Regions from separate parts of the Mus musculus genome. Here all the other regions are linked to region 1. The links are chromatin loops, found by intact Hi-C in ENCODE. Cell type or tissue: heart. All regions are shown on one strand. Each heading gives the region's core, and the rest is flanking DNA. Links, peaks and the distances in the headings are about the cores only.

Evidence for each region. A loop is a pair of places that touch in the nucleus more often than their neighbours do. Peaks named below come from ENCODE experiments on the same cell type or tissue, not always from the same donor. Only the 100,000 strongest peaks of a DNase experiment are listed, where the experiment ranks them.
Region 2: it touches region 1 in a loop (3-fold over the local background); 4 of 42 quality-filtered maps call a loop at or near these places.
Region 3: it touches region 1 in a loop (11-fold over the local background); 4 of 42 quality-filtered maps call a loop at or near these places.

What each region holds. Positions count from the first base shown.
Region 1 is chr7:136,686,044-136,693,567 of GRCm38, reverse strand. All of the region lies in intron 4 of Gm6249 (predicted gene 6249), which reads left to right. Among named protein-coding and RNA genes, the nearest start is that of Gm29978, 9.4 kb to the right of the region's middle. In heart, for the core only: no CTCF peak of the experiment used is centred there; a DNase peak (open chromatin) is centred at 3,787; H3K4me3 peaks cover 864 bases; H3K27me3 peaks cover 616 bases.
Region 2 is chr7:136,836,169-136,843,692 of GRCm38, reverse strand. No RefSeq gene overlaps it. Among named protein-coding and RNA genes, the nearest start is that of Mgmt, 55 kb to the left of the region's middle. In heart, for the core only: no CTCF peak of the experiment used is centred there; a DNase peak (open chromatin) is centred at 4,482.
Region 3 is chr7:136,848,132-136,855,655 of GRCm38, reverse strand. No RefSeq gene overlaps it. Among named protein-coding and RNA genes, the nearest start is that of Mgmt, 43 kb to the left of the region's middle. In heart, for the core only: a CTCF peak has its summit at 3,923; DNase peaks (open chromatin) are centred at 2,745 and 5,125; H3K27ac peaks cover 491 bases.

The DNA.
Region 1 (7,524 bases), core at 1,438-6,437:
ACCATGTTATTCTCTGTCTCCTCCAGATTCATTTGCCTATCTTATCTGAAGACACAAGTCATCGAGTCCATTCACATCTTCTCAGCGATTTTTCTTCTAGTTTGGCACATTCATGTTTTCATTCATTCATTAATTTTACAAATCTATGGGTATGAAAACGACAGACCTCATTCCCTCTTGTGGAATTTATAGCTTGGAAATGTAAAACCTAAAGTCTTAAGTTTTTTTTTTTTTTTTAAACTTCCATATTTGTTTAGTATATACTTGCTTGGTTACCTTTATCCATCTGGAATTTATTTGGTTATACCATATGCCAATATCCTGAGACAGATTTATTTAACGAATGTGCATATTTCCTCATGCTATTTATTAAACGTGGCTGTTTGTATACTCATTCCTTTCCTGTGGTCTCTGAGTCGCCCTTTAAAATGGAAAAGCCATTAGTTAAATGAGAGTCTTTGTGACAGCGAAAGCTTCCCTCCATTGTTCTTTGTCTCCCAACAACTTTGTAGCTGTTCTTAGTTCTTTCTTTAGAACATAAATTTTAGAGTGGCTGTCAGGTGCTAAGCTGTGCCTATGGATGACACTCGTCCTTTCCATTGGCTGGGAAACAGTTCCTTGTCTCTGCACCTAGTCTCTCATGGCGCTAGCCTATAAAATTTTAGTCCCACTCAGAAAGTATTTGTAGTCTTCTTACTGTGAATTTAATATGTCTTGTCTGAATTTTGCATCTTGTTTCTTACGAGCGTTATCTTCTCCAGTGATATCTGTAAGTTACCAGTTTTCTTCCTATAGATAACTTGATCTGACTGTTAAATATCCATATTAATCCTGAGAGTTTCTGTGCATGTGGCCATACTACATTGATGATAATAGCTCTGTGGTTTTTATTTTCCACATATTTATTTTTGAGACAGACTCTCCATGGAGTTCAGGCAGGTTTGGTAATTGATGTGTGCTATGTTTGAGGATGGTTTTGAACTTATGATCATCTTGATTCTGCCTCCAAGGTGGTGAGATCATAGGACAGGTGTCCCCTTACCATGCTTGCCAATCACTCTCGATTTGTTTCATGTTTGAAAATGGCTATATGTTGCTGTGTCTGAGAACTCAGAATACTATGTCTAGTGAGTAACCATTTCATGACAAAACAGGGAGGTTGGGCTAATGTGCTTATTTTCTACTGTTTAAGTGTTTGATCCATAGAAATGAAGGAGTGTGATTGTTAGGGACCAGGTGTGTCTTCTGCTTCCAGTCCTCAGTGCTGGTTGATCCTATCTTGAAACCCTGTGTCTTCTTTGCATTTAGAAATGTCTCACCTCTTTTCAGTTTCCACTTTGCAAAGTGAACCAGGGAGACATTATAGACTCTATTGTTTCAGACTATTGACTCCATTCCTGTTGACATTGGGTGGAAAACACGCTATCTGTTATTACTATGCCTTTATTCCCGTCTCAACAGGAACAAAGCCATTCTTATTGTACTAAAAGGCAGCTTTTCTCCCTTTGCAAATGGTTGGCAGGGCAGGAACAGACAACCAGTGCAGGAATTCCAAGTACATATGACAATATTTTCTGGTCTTATGACCCAAATTCAAGCCACATTGTCTCCTAGTCTATCCACCTTTGTAGGTTGTAATGGTAAGAAACTGCTTGGGTTTGATTTCTGCTGAGCAGTTTCTGTCTTTGAATGGGGCTGGACAGCTATAATGGGTAAAACTAAAGCCACTGTCTTCCCTCTACTAAGCGGATCCAGGAGGAGCTGCTCTGTGCAGTCGCTGGTTGTCCCAGGTCATAACACTGGTGGAGGCATCAGGGACAGGTGGGACATCTTTTCGCAGGAGACAGGCTGGTGGGTCAGATGGAAGCAACCTGTCCTTGTTCACAGGTTGCTTACCAGACTCTTCCAGCTTTGCCTGCAACATCCGCTACACACAACCAGAGTCTCAGGTAGTGCCATATGGTTTTGTTCTTCTTAATGCAACCCTTCAGTAACACCACATATTTGTTTCTCAGCCTCTTAGACAGAGGCCCATGGCTGTAAAGAAAATACTTCCAGGCAGTCTCCGGAGAGGAGCTGGTGTGCGACCATTTCATGATAAAAGGGACTATGAGCATCAAGGCCCCATGCACTCACTTCCCTGGCTCCCGTGCAATCTTGTTTGATGCCATGTTTCACATTGGGAAGCAGATCCCTCCTCTGCTTAAAAATGAGGACCAAACACCCAGCTTCTTGATCGAACCGATAAAGCCAGCCACAATAAAAAGAAACAATACATAGCATTCATTATACTGCTGAGTGGGGAGTTTGTTTAAGACTTGGGCCCTAAATGGTCTTTCATCCCAGGATGCAGGGTTTGTGATGATGGGAGAGAGCCAGCTCGTCCGTCCCTTATAAAATCAGTGCAAATACGAACAGAATAAAAATGGTTAAAGGAATCTTGTTACAGATTCTGTTTATTCCACAAGGATTTGGGGACCGGCCGTTAGTCATTAGGCAATGACTCTATTTGGGGCTTGTTCTTGGAAAAGGTGCCTCTTATGGAGGGAAATCAAAGGTTAAAGAAGTAAACAGAATTTAAATATAGTGAGTTTTATTCAGTTTTCTATTGTTTGACTTAACTGCCTTCTAACGGAATAAAAAAAAAAAAAAAAAAAAAAGACAAAAACACAGCCTGCTGGATCTAGCCCAGGGTTAGGAGAGGCAAGCTTTGGAATCTTGCTGGGGCTTATATATAAAATATTGTTTTGATTTGGGGTCCCATGAAGTGCTTTGGGTTTCAAATTACCATAAATCTCAAAGACTTCTGCCCACTTGTGCCCCTGATGGGCACCCCGGCTGCAGGTAACAGGGCCATGATTAAGAGAGTGCAGGATAAGGAGGAGAGGGAGGGGGAGCGGGAAGGGGAGGGGGAGGGGGAGGCACCGGGTTTTCTTTGGGCACCTCGAGGAGCTCAATGTTAGCTCAATTATTGGTTTTCTGAAATATGCCCCCGTGCTTTATTCCGATCAGATTTCCTGCATCACACAAGCCTCTGGTGGATAACGGGACAATAGCCCAGAATAAATCTGTCCTTGAAATGTAATCTCCACGCCTGTGTGCGGTTAAGAAGAACACACCTCCAGTCCTCTGATAAGAGCTGTAGATCTTCCCTAACTGAAGTGGGTTTTGTTCGTTAATTATCTGTCATAGAAAACTCGCAAACAGGCAAATGACTAGGCAGTTGGTATTTATCAGCATGTTAAAGTAGTGCTCTCGCTAGCCCAGTGCGATGAAATGCTAATTTCTTTAAAAAAAAAAAATCCTCCACTGTGGTTGTTTTGGGAGCTAGGAGTCCACTATCTGCCCTTCCTGGTTGTAGAATTTCTAACATCATTCTTTTCAAAATCTCTAAAGCTTTGCGGTGGTGTAGTATGTGGACACAGCCCCCACCCCTGCCCCCGCCCCCGCTCCAGCAGCTCTTGGCATTTTTTTGTCCCCCTTTCCTTTTCAGCTTCAAGAGGTCCCCATAGAGAGGAGGTTAGTAGATGACACTGGACTCAGAACTTTTTCCCAGTGATGGGGGCCACGAAAGCAGGAAACAGGGAACACTTCTGCTGTGTACAGAAATGGGGGGGGTCGCCTGTCTCCTGAACGATGGGGTGTGTTTGTGCTGAACGTGAGCCATCAGATAGAAGTCCTATAAAAATAGGATGGCTCTCTGCACTGTAGCCTTGGCGGGGCAGGATTTCCTAAGTCTTTCTCTGTATAATAGCCAAGGGGGGAAAAGCCAGCAGCAATTCACAGAAGAGGTGCAGGCAGCCTGCGCCTTGTTTATGAGGAAACAGACCATCTTGAAGTCACCTTTTTCCTTTCTTTCTAGAAATCGTATTGTCTGGCTGAGGCCAACCCTTCTGATCTGGGTGTGTACCTCTTGGAACAGACTCATATCCTGAGGAAGTATCCAGGAAATGTTTATTCTTTATTTCAAAATTAGCTTTTTTTTTTTTAAATCAGAACTTCTCATTAGAAAAGAAGCAAAGAACACAGAACAACATGTTAGATAAAAAGTTACCGCCTCTCCCGCGAGTCCCCATCCATCTGATTACCAGGGGCAAAGCTCTGGTCCCTAGAGGTGTCCAGTGCTGGCTGCTGCCTCCCGCTGCAGTCTTGCACGAGAGAGGAAACGTCACATACATACCACACTAGCCCCTGCTCTTCCTTTTTGACTAACATTTCTTAGATTGTTGCTTTTTATCTATTTATTTAGTTAGTTTTCATGTCTCCCTGTGAACTCCACCCATCGGTAAATAACGTTTTTTAGCACTCAAGACTGATATACTTAACGTGAATATAGTGATATTGAGTTATTTTCAGTTCCCATTCTTATAAAAATAGGCAGGTAAGAAAAAGCAGCTCCAGGTCTGGCAAGAGAGCTCAGCAGACAAAGCCACACAAGCGTGATGAGCCAAGTCAGAGCCCAAGAACCCACATAAAGGTGGAGGAAGAGAATCAATGTCACCAATTGTCCTGTATTGTGCTGCGGCACAGTGTACTCCACCCCTACATCATACACACACAATAAAAAGTGAAGAGGTTTGAAAGCTAGTACTTAGGAACTTGGGTTTTAGGGCAAGCAGTGTGTTCGGCTTGCTCAGTTGCCACGGGACTCTCCTTCCTTTTTGGTTTCTGCATCTGCGGCATTGTCACCAAAGAAACATCTGTCATGTGGCTGTTGGCTGTTGAGAGGATGACACTGTGAAGTGTGAGTGCTAGAGTAAGCTGTGTGTGTGAACCAGAGAGAGACAGGGAGGGGTGGGGGGAAGGGAGGGAATGAGGGAGGGAGGGAAAAGAAGGGGAAGAGCATGTTTGTATAGTAAGGAAGTACTTGTGAAAAACTAAGTCTTGTGGTAGAAAATTTAAAGCAGTGTTCGCAGCTGACCCTATGTGGTCGCTGGAACAGTCCAAGGGTCTCTTTGCAGGACCAGATGTCCCACAGCTTTGGCCAGGGACGATAGTTACCAGTGGCTGGTTTTGCCCCGCCATTTGCATTCATGCTCTTGTAGTACTTCTGCATCTTTATTGAATTACCTCTCTTGACAGCTCGTTCATCTCCTTAGGCATTTTACCTTTGGGTCTGCCAAACCCATGGACAAACACGTGTCAGACACCCCACCCCCACAGCCTCTAAAACATCCCCTTAACCTGCCATCAGTGCCTTTAGGAGACCTCCAGATCTTTGCGCCTTGACTTGTGTAGGGTCTAGAACTTGGCCCACCCTCACAGAGTTTTCCACATGTTATGTTAGCTGGCATCATCAGTTGCTTCCTTGTTTTATCTGTTTAGCTTTTGAAGGAGAAAAGGGGACAATTATAACCATTTTAGGCATTTCCAGTTTAAGAAACTCATGGTTCTTTAGGAACCATTATAATTCCATTTCAAAAGCCCAAGTGTTTGGCCCAAGTGAAGTTAATTCTGGTGTGAAGCAGAGGCAGTGACTCAGTGCTGGCTGGCTGCCCTGACACCCTATGGCCTCTTTCCCCTTCACTGCTTGGAATGGTTCTATGCAACATGGAAATCCCTGTTTTATTATTTCTGGGTTCTATTATTTTCTGTATATTTACTTAATTATTCCTATGTCAGAATCTTACTGCCTTTTTGTCCCCAAGAAAATGATTTTTAAGTTATTATCATGCTACAAAAATTGAATTTTGTATTGTCTCATGAATTTAACCTCATTGTATATAGTAGCTCAAATGGCTCAAAATAGTTCCAATTTGCCATATGTCTTGAATAGAATCCTTGTATACGGCTGTTTTAGAATGATGCTTGAAAGTTCTGAAGGAATTGTGATTTTTTTTCTAACGCATTAATTTGGGAAAACCTTTAAGTGTTCAGTGTCCACACTGTGTTCTATTTGTTTATTTCCTCCCAGCCATCTTGACTGAGCCTCTTCCTGGCTTCCTCCTGGCTAAGTTTACACCTGAGAGTCTCACCTGGATTCTTGCTGCTGTTTGTGGCAATGATGTTTTTGGTCTCTCTGTTTCTGTGGAAACAGGACTTCTTGAATAGTAATTTCATAGCCAACAAGCTCCTACAACCGGCATATTCCTAGTAGTTGTAGTGCTTTGATGAAATGTCCTCATCAGCATAAAGTAAGGCTGGCCCCTTCCCTCGCCCCATCCTACCTAGCCCTTCTTCCTGCAGATTGTTTTTATTGTTTGAATTTTTTTCTTCTAAAGTTACATGCATTCAGGTATCTATTTTTCCCTTTCAGGAGTGCTTTCAGATACATACTTTAAGATATAACTTTTTTTTCTTATTCACTGTTGAATATGATATTCTTCTAATTCATAATAAACTAGTAAGGGAGATGATAAATAATAATAAACCTCACTAATTTTCTTTGATCTTTTATTTCTCATTTCCACTTTCCTCTACTTTGTGGATGAGCAGACCTTCTGTGTCTGTTGTTTGAAGATTACTTACCACTTTTCCTTTCTTTCTCTAGGAAAAAACAAGGAATAAAGATCAGGCCACCAGTTACTTCTTACATGGAATCATAGTCTAAGGTTGGCATTCCAAAACATGGCAAGACACACGAGGCTGTGCACTGTCTTTCTGGTTTAGTGCTGGCTTCTTTAAGCATCACCACTGTGTGTTTTGGTTTCTCTTCACCTGAGGAGTACATGCATGTGTATGAAGGCAAGGCTAAACCTTGGGTTTCATCCCTCCCTTCCCCCTCTTCTCCCTTCCCTCTCTTCTCCCCTTCTTGTTCCTCTCACCCATCTCCCACCCCTAATCCTTTCACTGACCTGGAGTGGACTGATTAGAGTAGAAGACCCAGGGACCTACCTGTTTCTGCGTCCCCAGCATCTGGATTGAAAGTGGCTGGTTAGTACAGCTGGCTCCTCACAAGGGTTCCGGGAGCAAATGGAGCTCTTCATGCTTCTAAGGCCAGCCCATTACCAACCCAGCCATCTCCTTAGTCCCCTTAAAGAACTGTTTTACGTTTTGAATTCAGTCACCCCCCTGGATGTATTTTGATGTTGACAGTCTTGTATACCTCTCAGCCAATGTGTTTTCAGAAACTTGATTTCATATGTATTGGGGACTCTTTGAAGAGTCAATGGTAGACTTTGGGCATGTTGGGTTAGACTCAAGGATAGCACTCTGCTTGGTTCCCATGCACTTTCATTTAGCTCCACATGGCCCTCAGTGCTCCTGAGTAGCATTTCGTAAACTTAGGGGGGAGCTCTTCAAGTCACTATCAGTAATTCATCCAACCCACAGGTTGCTTCTGCTTGAGGCTTGCTTCCAATTGTCCATTGGAGCTATGCTGTGTCTTTGAGTACACAGAGAGGCAATCACTAAAGTGCTTTTACTGGGTAATGGCTTCTTCCTCAATGGAGGAGGAAGGTTGGTTGCAGTAAGGAATTAAGCAGATGGATTTAAGGCCATCACTCCTCGGTTCTTTTGGCAGGGACAGTGCCCTGGATCATTCTGATGGCATCGTCACCAAGTCCTTCAAGGCTAAAGGGGAAC
Region 2 (7,524 bases), core at 1,671-6,670, 150 kb before region 1:
TTTCATTAAGAATTTTTTTGACAGCATGACACCCCAGAGTCTTGTTCCAGTTGCTTCTTATCACTTAAGGAGGGGTGGGGACTAAGGAGGTGGGAGATAAATCCCTAGGCTGGACTCGTAAATTTCCTTTTTAAAGGTAAGGAGCATTGCTCTGTATTGCTTGAAGAAAAACAAAGCAAAGCAAAACAAAAAAACATGGGTTCAGTGGGAATATCAGCATCTGAGCAGGGGTGGCTGCTGTCCTAACTTGGAAGATGGGCATGAGACCCTGGTGCTGTGTGTGTGTGTGTGTGTGTGTGTGTGTGTGTGTCTTGCCAGAGTGGCCTGTTGATATAGATGTAGAGAGAGACAGGCTGTGTCACTGTGCATGGACTTGGAATGGAAATAATCAGGCCTTCATTCAACAGATGGACCCTAGACTTGCCCATACATAAGCCATTGGGCCACTTGGGCTGTAGCAGGACCAGCTGGGCTAGGACATAGGTGACAGTGTAGTATTTCATCTGCTGAGCCCATTCTGCCTCCTGTCCTGCTCGGGGTTGTTGACAAACCTACTTGACTAGCACTTGACAGTTAAGGCCCAGTCCTTACAGCCGAGGAGACAGGCTGCTGGGCCTCCAGTGACCAGGAGGCAGAAAAGCAGCTGAACTTATTTCTCACTCCCGAGATCCCTGATTCGTAATGCCCCGAGGACCTGCAGTTGTCAAGGCCCCTAGGGCTCGGGGCTGTCACCCTTCATGCTTAACTAGTTCCTAGGGACTGTAGTGAAGATTAATAGATGCCATGGCCTTCATTGTCATCAGGGCAGAGATGAAACTCAGCCACACATTTGACAAGGCGGCTGGCCTGGTGACTAAGGAGCAGTGGAGTGGAATTCAGGGGTCCAGACCTTTCCACGCATCTCCACTGACTGGTAACCTTGGAAAATCATTTATTTCTGCCCAGTACAAGTCTGTCTCCTGTGCAGCCCTTCTATTGAAAGAGAGCCAGTTGAGCAGAGGAGGCTTTCAGTGGCCCTTCCATGACCAGATCAAGCCCAGGTGTGGTCAGGAAGGGCTTCTAATTGAGCCCGAGGTTTTGTACGATTTCGTTTTCCAACCAGCTACAGACACAGTGTCACTATTGGCAGCGTTGTCTGGTGACCTTGTTTCCCACACGATCATGGTCCTTGCAGCCCTAAACCAGCTCTCTAGGGCACAGTTCTGATCTCCAGTGGGCCCCATGCCTAGGTAACATAGCCCTGCGCTCAAGTGAAAAGAAGGAGAGAGAGAGAGGCTGGAAAGAGGCTGGGAGCTTGTAGGCATGTGTGTTTTACTTTGTTATTTCAACTTGATTTTCTAAAATAAGCATCCTCCTTTGCCCCATCGTACAGAACCATACACGTGATCTGACTTATCTCCCTAGCCAGCCAATTCAAAAGAAAGTGCCAACAAATCTTTGCTTAAAAAAAAAAAAAGACCATTATATTTTAGGAGAACTAAGGGTGACAGAAAGGAGAGAATCCAGTCCCCGTGTGGACAGCCTGTTCTCAGCATGCATCTTTGCACCCGTTAGCCTAGACCAAGGTTATATGATGTCACTGCCCATATGTGGTAAGATGGGCTTTGGGTCACACAGACAATGAATTGACATTGCACCCCCAACCCAAAAACAAATGGAGAGCTTCTATGACATGTTTCTTTCACACATCCATCTGTCCTCCCGTACGTCCATCCATCCACTCATCCATCCATCTACCCACCCATCCATCCATCCACCCATCCATCCACCCATCCATCCATCCATCCATTCACATCAGAAAGGAAAGCCTGTCTACTAAACCTGCAGGAGTGAGCCTGTCCCTAGGGCTGCTGAAACGCCCCACCCCCATTGCTCAGCCCCCAGCAAGGATTGCCTTTTGTCTCCAGCCAGCTTATCCAAGACAGTTGCTGCCTCACTTCAATTAAGTTTGAATTAATTCTTGCCGGTTTCCTTTACAAAACATCCAGGTTTTAATTGTTTCACCTAATTACCGGACGGTGACCCAGATCTGAGACCTGACACAGGTGATAGGAAACAATGGGCTTCCTCAGATCATATTTGAGTGTTGTCTCCCGAGCATCTTGGAGAGGGATATTCCTCCTCTTTGCTCCCGCTGATTTGTGGGTCTGACCTTCCAGGCCCTCGAACAAAATGAAGTTTCCCTATCAGATAAACACACCCTGACTCAATGAACAGGCCTCAGGCTTGGGATCTAGAGTAGCTCTAATTGTTCTTCAAAGCCAGCCTGGGACATATGTCTGAGGCAACGAGGAAAATCTGAACCGAAACTCACAATTTTGTATCTTCCCAAATTGTGCAGGAAGCTTAAAGAGTAGAGACCCGCACACTGTGTAGCTGCTAATTATAGTATTCATTTCTAGCTACATATTTGTATGCAAATATCAGCCTGTATAAATTTGGCATTGAAAGCACCCCAAGGCTCTAGCCTGGCAGATGGGTATTGGATCACAATGACACTTAACAGTACCTGGGGGCCTTGGGGCCAAGCAGAGGCTCGGAGCAACAGGAGAGCATCCGTCTTCCCTCTTCCGAGATGACAGTGTGGGCTTTATACATTGTTCTGGCTAGGAAATATTTAAGAGGTGGTTTGGAAAAACACTTTGGGCAGATAGCCAATCTCCCTTAATGTTCTGCAGACGGTCTGTAGACCTTGGAAAGTAGGACATCTTTAAATCACTTTATTTTGCTTTATTTTAAGTGGAGGAACATCGACATAAGCCGGGGGAATCTCGAAGCCCACTCTGTGGATTCACGGAGCCTCTAGCGGGAGGCAGGAGGCAGGTGCTAGCGGAGGGCTGTATAAACCCTGGGATCAATTTCCCATCTTTTTGTCCATGAGGAGGATGGCAAAGCTTTCTTGTCCTTATCCTTTCTTACTTTGCAAAAGAAAAGCACTCTTGCAGAGAATAAGATGAATCTTGTGCTTTTGAGAGACTGCTGGGTAGAGTCTTGGCTGGGCTATAAGCAAGTGCCACAGTACCCCTTTGCAGAGAGTGTGGGTTTGGGGAGCAGCCCAGGGAGATTGTTTTTTTTTCTTTTTCTTTTTCGGGCTGCACCCAAGTGCAGGGATGCAATTAAAATCAAATGACAAGAGATTCCAAAGGAAAACACCAGCAAAGGAAGAAGGCGTTTGAAGAAAGAAGAGTCCCGTCCCCGCCCCCATGCAAAAGGCATTCCTAGTCAGAGTGGTGGAGGGGCTCTTGGACTAGAGCCTCTTACAAAGAGACTTGGATTATCTGCAGCCATAATTCATATGCTCACACATTTGGAAAGATTTCAATATCTGCCCCCATGTAAATGGGCTTAAAGGGTCCCTGAACCGTGAGCACAGACTGGCTGGGCTTAGGAATCTTTATCCTTTAAGGCAGAAAAATGAATTTAGGAAAACGAAACCCGTTCTCTCTTACAGACATCCAAGGATGTGTGTTACTAAGCGGCTTTTATGTTGTATTCTCTGGTTGAAAACTTCCTTGCCTTGAACTGGGGAAAGTAAACACGCCTGGTTTTTTCCCAAAGTCTTAGGTAAATGAATAAAACTGGGCAAAATATCAAGTGGATATATTTTAATTTGTCACAGTTTCCAAAGAAGTTTAGGGCAGAGCGCTGGGTTCTCACTGAGCTCATGGTGTCGCGCCTGATCCCAGGCCTGGCATCTTGACCTTTCCCTGTGGCTCTTCCCCAGTTCCCATTAGTTTTCAAATTTAATCCTCAAGAGTAGAACATTCAAAAATGTTTAGGGACAGTTCTCTGACTGGGAGAACATCATGAAGAGGCTGAAACTGCTTGGGGGAACTCCCCTCATTCCAAGCTCTGTACTTGAATCTAGCCTGAGTATCATTTGAATGAGACTTGGGACTGTTCTAAATCCTCTCTACATTGTCCTATGGGGGCTAGAGTGAGTGCTCTTGTTTTCCTCTCATTGCAGATGAGGAAACTGAGGCCTGGAGAGGCTAACAGGCATCAGAACCAAGGTGACCCAGCCAGCAGGAATGAGAGTTACTGGTGAGGCCATGGGGATGATACTTCCCCACGGTCTCTTAGATCTGGGATGACTGGCATCGGACAGTATTTCTGAGATCTAGGATGACTGTGCCCTAGGCCAGCATCCGTGGTACCCAATCCTGCTCCCACAAGCAATTCAGGACGATTTCTGTTTCCCCATTCCATGGTCGATGAGCAGCATCAGGCTGGAAGGAGTCTGGGAGGACTCAGGGAAGACAGAGAATGACAACAGAAGTGAGCTGACAGCCTGACGAGAGGGATGGAGACAAATCTCAAAGGCAAGCCTGGGACTGTGCACCAGGTAGTCCCGAAATAGATCAGGCCTGAATCATTAAGCAGCTGGAGTTTCTCCCAGATCTTCTTTTTGGAGAGGCCAAAAGCCACTGGTGAGCTAAAACCACCCTTTTGTCTTTAAAGGCATGCACAGCACGCATATGGCAAATTAATTTCTTCGTCATCACCACAGGAAATAGCCTCACGGTGCCTGCCAAGTGTGCCAGAAGGAAGTCTCCACCTTGGCTGCTTCCAAGGCCACAGCAATCAGTGTCACCGGCTTGTGCTCATGCTCAGGGTCCTTCCTACAGTTGTTCTCTCAAATTTCATTCTGTAATTCCCTAGCCTTTCCTACACTTGGCTGCTCTCCACATGTCACCCTGACTTTAGTCTTCCAGGAGACTTATTTTTATAAACTAAAGATAAATACAATATTTTATACATACCCAGGTTGTCAAGAGATAGAGCTGGGACCCAGAACACAGGGTCTGACATAAGATCGACAATGGGTTCCTGAGAGTTTTCATGTGACCTAACTCATTTTTAGAAACCAGATTATACATATATATATTTTGCTTATGCATTTTTTCAAAGGCATGTTACAATTAAAGTGGGTCTTGGGTTTTAGATTCTGTTTTGTTTTGTTTTTGTTTGTTTATTGTTGCTTGGTTTGGTTGGTTGGTTGGATGTTGCTGTTTGTTTGATTGATTTTTTTTTTTTTTAGTTTTCCTTCATTGTGTTTCTTTTACATCATGCCAGTGCGAGGCTATTGAGTCGGTTATTGGTCATGGCATGCTTTCCTGACACTGCAGTTCAGGTGTCTGGAGCAGAAGGTTCTCCGGTCTTGAGTCCCAGCAGGTCACATGGCTTTGTAGAGCTCGAAGAGTAGAGTCACATAGACTCTCAGCCAGCCTTGTCGATAGAGGCTGAGTCTGGACATCAGCCTGGCTAGGACTTGAGGCCCAGGACCTGCTCCTAACAAAATTTCTGGCTCCTCCACTGTTACAGTGACCTATACTTTGTGAAACCAAACTTATTGTCTTGGGTGGACACATGTCTCTTGCTGCTAGGTCTACTTTGGAAGGTGACATCCATGTATTTAAAGTCCAGCTTAGGAACAATTGAAGCCCCACTTACTTCTTACCTGGTGCTGTTTTGTTTTTCCCCAGAGAATCCATTTGCCTTCAATTCCTGAGAGACCCCAGTTTTCATTGGGGTTTCCATGGCACCAGGGAAGGGGCTGCCAAACCCGGCTCAGAAGACCCAACCCCGGCAGTCACTTTCCACATGTAAACCTACCTAAGGTTGCCAGAGAACTTCTCCAAATACTTGCTGAAATTTCTGGACAGCTGGTGGTAAGCTGTAAAGATAAGAAATCTGGATCCTGGGTAGTTATTTTGCTGTAACTGTAAAAAGAACAGAGATAGTGTGGATCCATCTGCCTGTCACCTATGCTCAGGGTGGTATGCTGGCTTCTACATGGCATCACTGTAGCAAACTGCAACCCTGGATCACCTCAAAGATCACTCTAGAAATGGAGGTGATTCTAAATAGCTCTTACGTTTGCTATGTTGGTCCTGAGAAGTTCTGAAGTCGTTTCTTAATATGTCACTGTATCTTGGCATTGTTTGAAGCCATCCCATGTTGGTACGTAAAAACACATTCAGGTCCCTTTTAAAACCCATCTCTTGATGGATAGTGGGGTATCCCCAGTTGTGAGTATTGTGAATAGAGAGTTATGCTGGACTTCAGCTCACCCATAGCATTTCTCCACACAACCTTGGCTGTGAAAAAGTTTTATTTCATCTGAATTCTGGCTACTGACAGTGGTTCTCCTTAGAACCTGGACTTATTGTATCTGGGCCAGAGAGCTATGTCTGCTCCTCACATCCATGACAGCATTTGGTATTGTCGGATGTTCATTTTGACCCCGTGGAAGGTGTATTGTTTCTCATTTTGGTTTAATTTTCCTTTCCTGCGGTAGTAATGCAAATGAGTAACTTAGACTGTGTTTAATTGACTTTTTGGCTTTCTTCATTTGTAAAGAACCCACTTAAGCACTTTACACATCTGTCTATTGACTTGTTTGTCTTTTTCTTATTGATTTGTAGGCCTTCTTTACATAGGTCGGCTCCTAATCGCTCTGTGCATTAAATCTACCGCCATTTGTCTTGTCTTGTGGATTTATAAGTCTTTCTTGACCCCATAATGTAAAAATAACTCGTTGTTATTATCATCTAAAAACATTGGAATAATTTAAATGATATGAGTTAAATTTTGGGAAAATATTGGAGATATAAATGTTCTTATTTAAATGAACAGCCAATTCTCCTAATGACATTGTCCAGGACTGTCTGCTTTCCATTGACTTGAAATATTGCTCTAAAGTATTACCGAGGTAAGCACTTTTAGGCATGTTCTCCTGAGCTCTTAAACATTGGCATGCGATTCCCAAAGATGACACAATTATATCCCACCTTGAGTTGAGCCCTTTATTAGTATACTTTCCCTTGTTTCTTGAGGTGGGTGGTTCTTTCACTGGCCCAAAACTTACTGCTTGCCCGTGTCTGTGGTCAGCAAGTTCCACCGATCTGTCTGTCTCTGTTTTTTTGTTTTTGTTTTTTGTTTTTCCAGTGATGGGATTACAAGTGCACACTACTGTGCCGGGTTTCTGTGGGTTCTTGGGATCTAATTCATGTTCTTATGCTTCCATGCCAAATATCTTACCAACTGAGTCATCTTCCTGGCCTGTCCAGGAGTTTTGAAGAACATTATTTACTGCAGACATATTTCCCTAAAGGTGTGTGTGTGTGTGTGTATGTGTGTGTGTGTATGTGTGTATGTGTGTATGTGTGTGTGTGTGTGTGTGTGTGTGTGTGTGTGTGTGTGTGTGAAGTCAATTTCTAGGTACTAAATCTTAGTGGAGGCCTTGGCCTTGGTGAGGAGGGGATATGGCCACCCTGAACTTTGCCATTAGAATCTAGTTGCTGCACCACCATCCACAGCTCCCTGGAGAGAGCAGACACAGACTGTGAGGGTGCCAGCATCCTCTTTCCTAGAAACTCCTATGATAAATTCCCATCTCCCAATCTAAAACACCCTGCAGAGTCAAGACATTTGACCCAGATGGGTGGCAGAAGGAGAGCCATCTACCTGGACTCTGACTCTATGTCTGCCTTTGTTTTCTGACCTGCTGGCCCTGCTGTG
Region 3 (7,524 bases), core at 1,671-6,670, 160 kb before region 1:
TTCCCTCACACAAGAAAAGACGTGGGTAGGGTTCATGATTTCTAAGCTGGCAAATCTGGTGTTAATGTCTATCTGAAGCAAAGCTAGAAACAGGTGTCCACATTCCAAGCCTTCACTCCAGATCTAGAGGTGAGAACCCTGAGGAGGCGCAGGTGGTGTGTCTCAGCCCAGCCCCTGAAATCCAGGGTTCTTTTCAGAAAGAGACTGCCTGCTTGAAAGGAAACTGCATGCCAAGTAATTTTTTTAAGAATGTAAATTTACTTTATTTTTTCCTTGTGGAAAATAAAGTGTCCCCCCCCCCCTCCTTTGCACGTCGCCTGTTTAGATGTAGGAGGTCAATGTGCTCTTTGACTTTGTACATGTTGTTTAGAGGTATTTGCTTTCACTGTATTTATTTAATTACAAACTTCTCTGCTTTTCTCGAAGTTACCAGTTGCTTCATTTTAAAAATCTGTTGAAGTTTTCTACTTGCTCCATACCCCACATCTTTGCAGGAGGGATAAAATACGTATCTCAGTCCGAGAGCGATTGGTTCAAATAGTGGTAGGCTTCTTCCAAAACCTCAATTCTTCGATTTCAGTCTCTCAAGAACAAGCCAGGTGAGGCTACACATGAGGTTTAAGAGCCCAAATAATTTCCAGTCTTGACTTCCTTGGTCACAGTTGAATAATGGTCCTTATATTGCACAGTAGATCCTCATAGTCGGCAGTATAAAAATCAAAACTGTAGATGACGTTAGAATGTTAAGGACTTGGCTCCATTACTGGTGAACTTCCATTGTTCCTGTGAAGAAACCTACTTTCTGGTTTTGTTTATTTGTTTGCTTGCTTTTAATATGTCTTCTTTCCTCCTTACCTTTGCAGGAAATGGTTAGAATCTCGCCTTTAAAACGTCGTGAAGCTACACCTTGTACAGGAATAAGTGTATTTGTTTGATGGACTGAAACTTAATGACCATTGGTCTTTAGCTCTGAGGACATTTTTAGAAGACATCACAGCCCTCTCTCACAGTCATTCATTCCACTCTCCCTTGAACACACCCCTGCCCAAACGTCGGACCTTGCTTCATTCTCTGAAGCGTCTTATCATTTTCTATCCCACATTTCATCTTGTTAGCATTTGTGCTTTCCTACTTTTCTGATTTCTTCAGTTTTATCTTCTACGTCTGTGGTAGCATTAAAAAAAATACTTCTTGAACAACTGTTTCAATTAGTAAGATCTTTATTGTTTTCTTAATATTCCTTTTTTAAAAAATCTTTCACTGTTTCATGTGGGCACATGTCTTTCATCTCTGAGAATATTAATATGTTATTAATATCAATGGAGGTTTGCCACTGGATTCTGTTCACTTTGTTTTCTGAGAGTTCTTTCTCTCATCCTGTTTGTTTATTTTGATGTTAATCTTTCAACTGAGTGCCTTTCTTTAAACATGTGAGGCTGCTGGTTGGCTGGTGGGAGATGCTGGTGAGCTTATTGGAAATCGGGCATATGAAAAGGGCTTGTTGGTGGTGACCTTGTTACCTGGCAACAGGCTGAACAGACACTCCTCTCAGGGTTGTGCACTTGTCTGGAGGACATCCTCTTCTGGATGTACCAGTGTCTTTAGACAGAAATGCCCATATGGAGGATGGACATCTTCAGAGCACAGAGGAAAGGCCAAGTAGGCATGCTAGACGCGTCTCATGTAGACTTAAATGTCCACTTTCAGTGTGCTGCTTTGCTAACATCCTTGGGTAGCCAGGTGAACCAAACCCAGTTCCACTGTGATGCAGCCTCTCTGGAAAGTGTTCTGTGCAGTGGTGGAGAAGGAGAAGTGGGTAGGCAGTGTGGTGGGAAAGAAGAACCTATGGTCTAAGGAATTTTAAAGTTTGTCTGTCACTTCTATCTTTGTGGCCATTTTCTGTACTGATGTGTCCAGCGGTAACTTGTGCCTCCAATCTAAGCTTTTCTGGAGTCCTGCAGCATCATGAACGACTTTCAGGGGTTGCAGCTTCAGCTCTGGTCTATCTTCCGTGTTTAAACTCACCCATCCATCATCTACCACTTGGTATCTTTTCTCACTGGCTGTCATGTCCTATTGTCTCTTGTTTGTTCTTATTAGTTCCTGATTCATAATTCCATTGCTCTCGTTGAAGTGGTCTTTCAGGAAAGGCTAGCCATAAACAAGTGTGTTTGTTCTGCAGCTGAACAGAAGTTCTGGTTTACTTCTTCATTTTTGACTTAAAACTATTTCTTTTAGTGATGAAAACGCTGAAGACATAAGAGTTTATTTAAAAATCAGTTAAACATTTCTACAACTGGAGAGGGGATAGATATATTGAGGTTCATTTTCTATCTCTCTTATTTTATATTGCTCCCTTTTTACTATAGATAAAAGAAATATTGTTCTAGTGACTAAGAGACCCTCATTCTTGGAATGTCTAATCAGGGAGAGAGGGATACCTTTGTTTATCAGTTTCCTGTAACAAGGCAACATTCACACCTGCTCCTAGTTGGCTTTATTTTCTGTTTATTTTATCCAGATGACCCTTGACCATGAAGACAGAATCTTAAAAGAGCAGCTTTGTTTACTGGCACTGCCAATCTATGTTGTATGACTTCACATGTCCGGTTTGGGATTGGTAATGTGACTTGGGCCAAAAGTGCTCCTGGCTTTAGATGAGGCTTTATTTGGCAATCTTGGAGAAGTTGAGGATACACAAGTGTTTCCCTGAAGCATTTGCGACTGCTTCTTTGGTTCAGCCAGGGACAAAGGGCAGGTCCTTTTCCTCCTCCTAGGGCGTGGAGGAAAAGCCAGGCTCTTCCTGGGGCTGGTGATCCTCTGTAGCCTGTTCTAGTAGCTTCCTTGGAAACAACCTGACAAAACAGATTTGACTCAGCTAATCAAAAGCCTTTCTTGGTGATTCTGTGTTTGCAGATAAATTGTCACAGGCGTCCTCAATTCCAGGATCATTGTATCCTGCGAAAGAGTTCTAGCATCATGCCACAAAGTTAAGACTGAGTCAGTGTATATTAGTGTCCCTTGGTGAGCCTAGTTTTTGGATGTTTCGGAAACTGAGTCTTCACTTGGATAACCTCGTGACCAGCGTGTGCACCTCTGCACACACAGCTCAAACCACTGGCAGCCCAGTGGTGGGGGCACAGGTCGGGGGTGGGGGTGCAGAAGTCATCTTTTCCCTGCTTGGGAACATGTGGGTTCCACCTGTATCTCTCCTCACAGCAGCACATAGTGCGACAGCAGCTTTGCAGAAGCAAAGGAGGGAAACTCTATTCTTTATATTCTTCATAGTTGAAAGGATTATAAATAACTTCGTTATCGCCCCTGGCTGGTGGAAAGGCTGGAAGAATGGACTTCCCTCAAAACATCCATACACAACAAAGCAACGTAAGACAGGAGCAGCTTCCTTTTATCAGAGGAATGCCAGAAAACAGGAAGTCTGATATGCGTGTGGAAGCTAGGCAGCTTGGGTGTCTCCAGCATCTCAAACTTCCTTCATCAGTCTATCCTTTAATGTTTATTTGTAACCAAGGTGACTAGATTCTCCCATCCCAGTTCCCTGGGCTCGCTTGCCGTATCTCTGAGGACTCCTTGCTCAGACGTTGCTTCTCCTCTATCTGGATAAAGCTTTTGCCTCCCCCTTTCATCTGGATGACTTACTTCTCCTTCCCAGAGTTCCCCCAGCCAGTCTTATCGTGAGGAGCTGATTTTACTAACTAGAAGAAAGTTGAGATGGAGCCTCCATAGTTCCCAATGCCACCATGTTGTGAGTTAGCACTCAGACATTGCCTCCAACAGGTAACACCCCACTTCCAGGCCTCTCCGAGAGACACAGCCTGCCACCCTGGGCTTGACCCTCTCTACCTGTTATGGTATCTTCATGCATTTTCTCTACTCCCTTACAATGCTCTGGCCACTAGGGGATGGGCTATTGTTACCTCTTCGGCTTCTATACTTGAACTGGCAGTATCAAAGAGCTCACTCTGTTCCACTCTCTCACTAGACTTTGTCTGTAGGACACATCCCTCTTAACTGAAACTTCACAAGGCCTTTCCCCTCCATGGGTCCATCTGGTCAAAATGGGTCTGTCATGGCCCAGAGGGAGGAAGCTAGACTGCTGTGTTTCCTGTGATAGACACTGGAGAAGGCTTCTGAAGTCATCTAGATTAGTGTCTATTATGTCTAGGCTCTCTGCGATGGCTTTTTTCTTTTGCAGACTATGCTATAATCCTATGCTATGTGTGATCATCAATCTCCAAAGCACATTATCAAATCTGCACATCCATGAAGATACTTCACCTCTGACGTGAGAGGATGCTATGGCTGCCATGGAAGAGCCAGGGTGACACCAACCAAAGACTTAGGTTCACCTGGATTTTGTTTTTGTGTACCTGTGTGTGTGTGTGTGTGTGTGTGTGTGTGAAAGAGAGAGGGAGACAGAGACAGAGAGATCTATATAACTCAGGCTAACCTTCAATTTGCAATGCTCTTGTCTTAGCCTTTTGAATTTTGGTTTGCAGGCAAGTACCAACACACCTAGTTGTATTCATTGTGTTGAGTTTGTATGTGTGTAAGTGCGGTGTGAACATTTGTGTGTTTGCAGGTGCAATGTGTGTATGTTTAAAGGTCAGAGAACATTCCAAGTGTACCAAGCAGGCTGGGCTGGTTGGCCAAGGAGTCCCTGGGATGTGCCTATTTGCACCTCCCCAGTGATGATTTGATAAGCACATGTTACCATGCCTAGTCTCTCTGCTTTTTTCTTCTCACTTATGTTCTACAGAACTCATCTCCTCATGCTTTCTTTAATGACAAGGCCATCTCCCCATCCTGTGTGCTCATTTTTTTTTAATGGAAGCATGTAATATGGCTTCCATCAAGTGGGCAACTGGCACGGGTTTAGAGGTCACATTCCCCAGCCAGCTGCTGGAGAAGAAAGAACCGCCAGCAGCCAAGGACTAGAAAAACCACTTGATGAACTCCTATTTGTGAGCAGCCACATTCCCCATTCCAGGCTACTTCCCCAGTTTGACCATGCTGTTAGCTGTTAGCTCCTGAACTCCTCCGTGCAACCACAGCTGGATGGGGACAGGCCTTCTGCAGGCCAACACTTACAAGGAAACTCCCTTCCTGCAGAGCTGAGGCTACAGGCTCCAGCTGAGCCCTGCTTAGAAATGATTTCATTTCTTCCTGCAACAACTTCCCTGGATGGGTCCCGGGATCCTAACACCCACGTTTACAGATGAGAGAGAGCACAGGCAGGGGAGGTCGCTTGTAGAAGGCCACACACACAGTAAATGACAGGTCTGGGATTTGAAGAGGGCTCCAGATCTGTGCTGTGTCACTTTCAAAGCCCTGTTCCACTAGGGAGAATGTCTTGTTTGCAACTTCTAATAACGAATTCATGATGGAGCGCAAGGGTTTACAATATTCCACTGAGTGTCTATTTGTATTCAAACTGGCTATGTTTATAGTTTGGTTTTTAGATATGTTCACCCTTGGAAGGACAAATATGAGAGAGAATGCTCATCTAGGGAAGTAGCAACAGGGTCAGTGGAACCTGTCCCAGGGAAGGCAGGAGACACCATGACGCTTCAATCACCCTGGCTCTTGCTCCACCTTGTGTTTACCGATATTTACAAATAGTATTTACCCACTGGCTCATTCTCCACTTTGTTCCATGTCAGACTGCAGGTTCCACCAAGGCAGGGAGCCTGTCTACTTGATTCCTCATGGTGTCTCCAGCTTCTAGCTGTGGCAACTTGCCAATGGCAGTATATAATTCTGGTTGAGCGTGTCCATGAGCTAGTACAAAAGACACACTGATCACCTTCCTGGATTTTCCCTTATCCTTGGAAAAGTTGGCTAGAAGTAAAAGGAGACCTCCAGTATCCTAGAGGTGTCATAGCCAGGGTGTGGCTACGAGGCACCTCATGGCACTCCAACCAACATCCTGCTCTTGCGTCCTTTCTTCCTCCTCTTCTGAGATATTTCCTGAACCTTGGTGTGTGTGTGTGTATGTGAGTGTGTGTATGTATGTGAGTGTATGTGTGTGTATGCATGTGTGAGTGAGTGAGTGAGAGAGAGAGAGAGAGAGAGAGAGAGAGAGAGAGGCCCCACTTAGAACTGAACACTCAGTCTGTTATTTTCATTCCTTTGATTAGTAATGAGACTCTGTTGTACTGGGGGCAAAGGTATAGGGAAAATTAGAAGGGAAAACATGAAATGGATGTCATTGTGTTTCATTGGATACATATATGAAATTTTCAAAGAATAAAATAATAAAAAGATAGTTGAAGAGTACACACAATTGCTAAATTTGAGAATTTAAAAATGTTGATTCCTATTTTTCAGGTTGTGGACATGTCATTAGCATTATTATTATTATTATTATTATTATTATTATAGCATTTATTAATGAACTTTCTCTTAGATCTAGTTGCAAATGTGATTATTTTTTATTCCAGGGAAAGCAAGATGAACTCACACTAGCACCGCTGTGTTGGGTTTCTCTCCTCACCCAGGGTCCCTGATGGAATGCAATGCACAAACCAGCTTAATAAAAGCAGGGAGATGCTCTCTGATGAGGTATGAAGTCATAAAAGGAAATTGTTCAGCGCCAGGAGACTGACGTGTTTGCGTTGGTTCTCACGGGCTCTAGTGTCGTATCGCAGTGTCTGTGGCCCTGTGATGCCCGGACAAGTGATGGAAAATCAACTTAAGTCCGAGGAAATTAGCTGTTTTGTGATATGGAAAGTCCTAACTCTGCATAGCTGTATCCACAGGACTCATCAACACCCCCCCCCCAGCCCCTTGTTAAAATGCAAAGAATAAATATCTGTGGGCTTCTCTGCCAAAAATGAGAAGTGAAAAGTCTATCTATACCACCCTTCCCCCAAGGCTTGGGGAGCATTGTAGAAGAGGGGCCAGAAAGACTGCAAGAGCCAGAGGCTAGGGAGGACGAAAGGGAAACAATCTTCGGGACATGGCAGGATTGCTGGCTGCACTCAGCCACTCTCAGCAGCTGAAGTTGCCTCCACGAGGTCAAGCCAGTTAACATTCCAGCACAGCGACTGGAGGGGTTCACCAGCTCCTACCTGAACATGAGTTGCTGTGGACAGTGGACAGTGATGCAGAGAGAGGGCCAGTTTTTCTTTAAGGATGTAGCTCTTGGTACATCAATCTTGTACCAGTGGAGAAGCCCACACACTTGAGTACATGGTTAATAGAAACTTGACTCAGTGGGTTACTTAAAAAAGGATGGGGAGGAGGAGGAGGAAGATGAGGAAGAAGAAGAGGAAAAGGGAAAGGAGGAAGATGAGGAAGAAGAGAAGAAAAAGAGGAGGAGGAGGAGGAAGAGGAGGAGGAAAAGACAAAATTTGAAGGTGATGGATTTGGGAGGAATTAAGAGATATAAAAATGAGCAAAATATGTTGTATGTACAGATAAAGTTCTCAGATAATTAATAAAATATTAAGCATATTGAAATGAGCAATGCTGTTTTTTTTTTTCATTTATGTATTTAAAAAG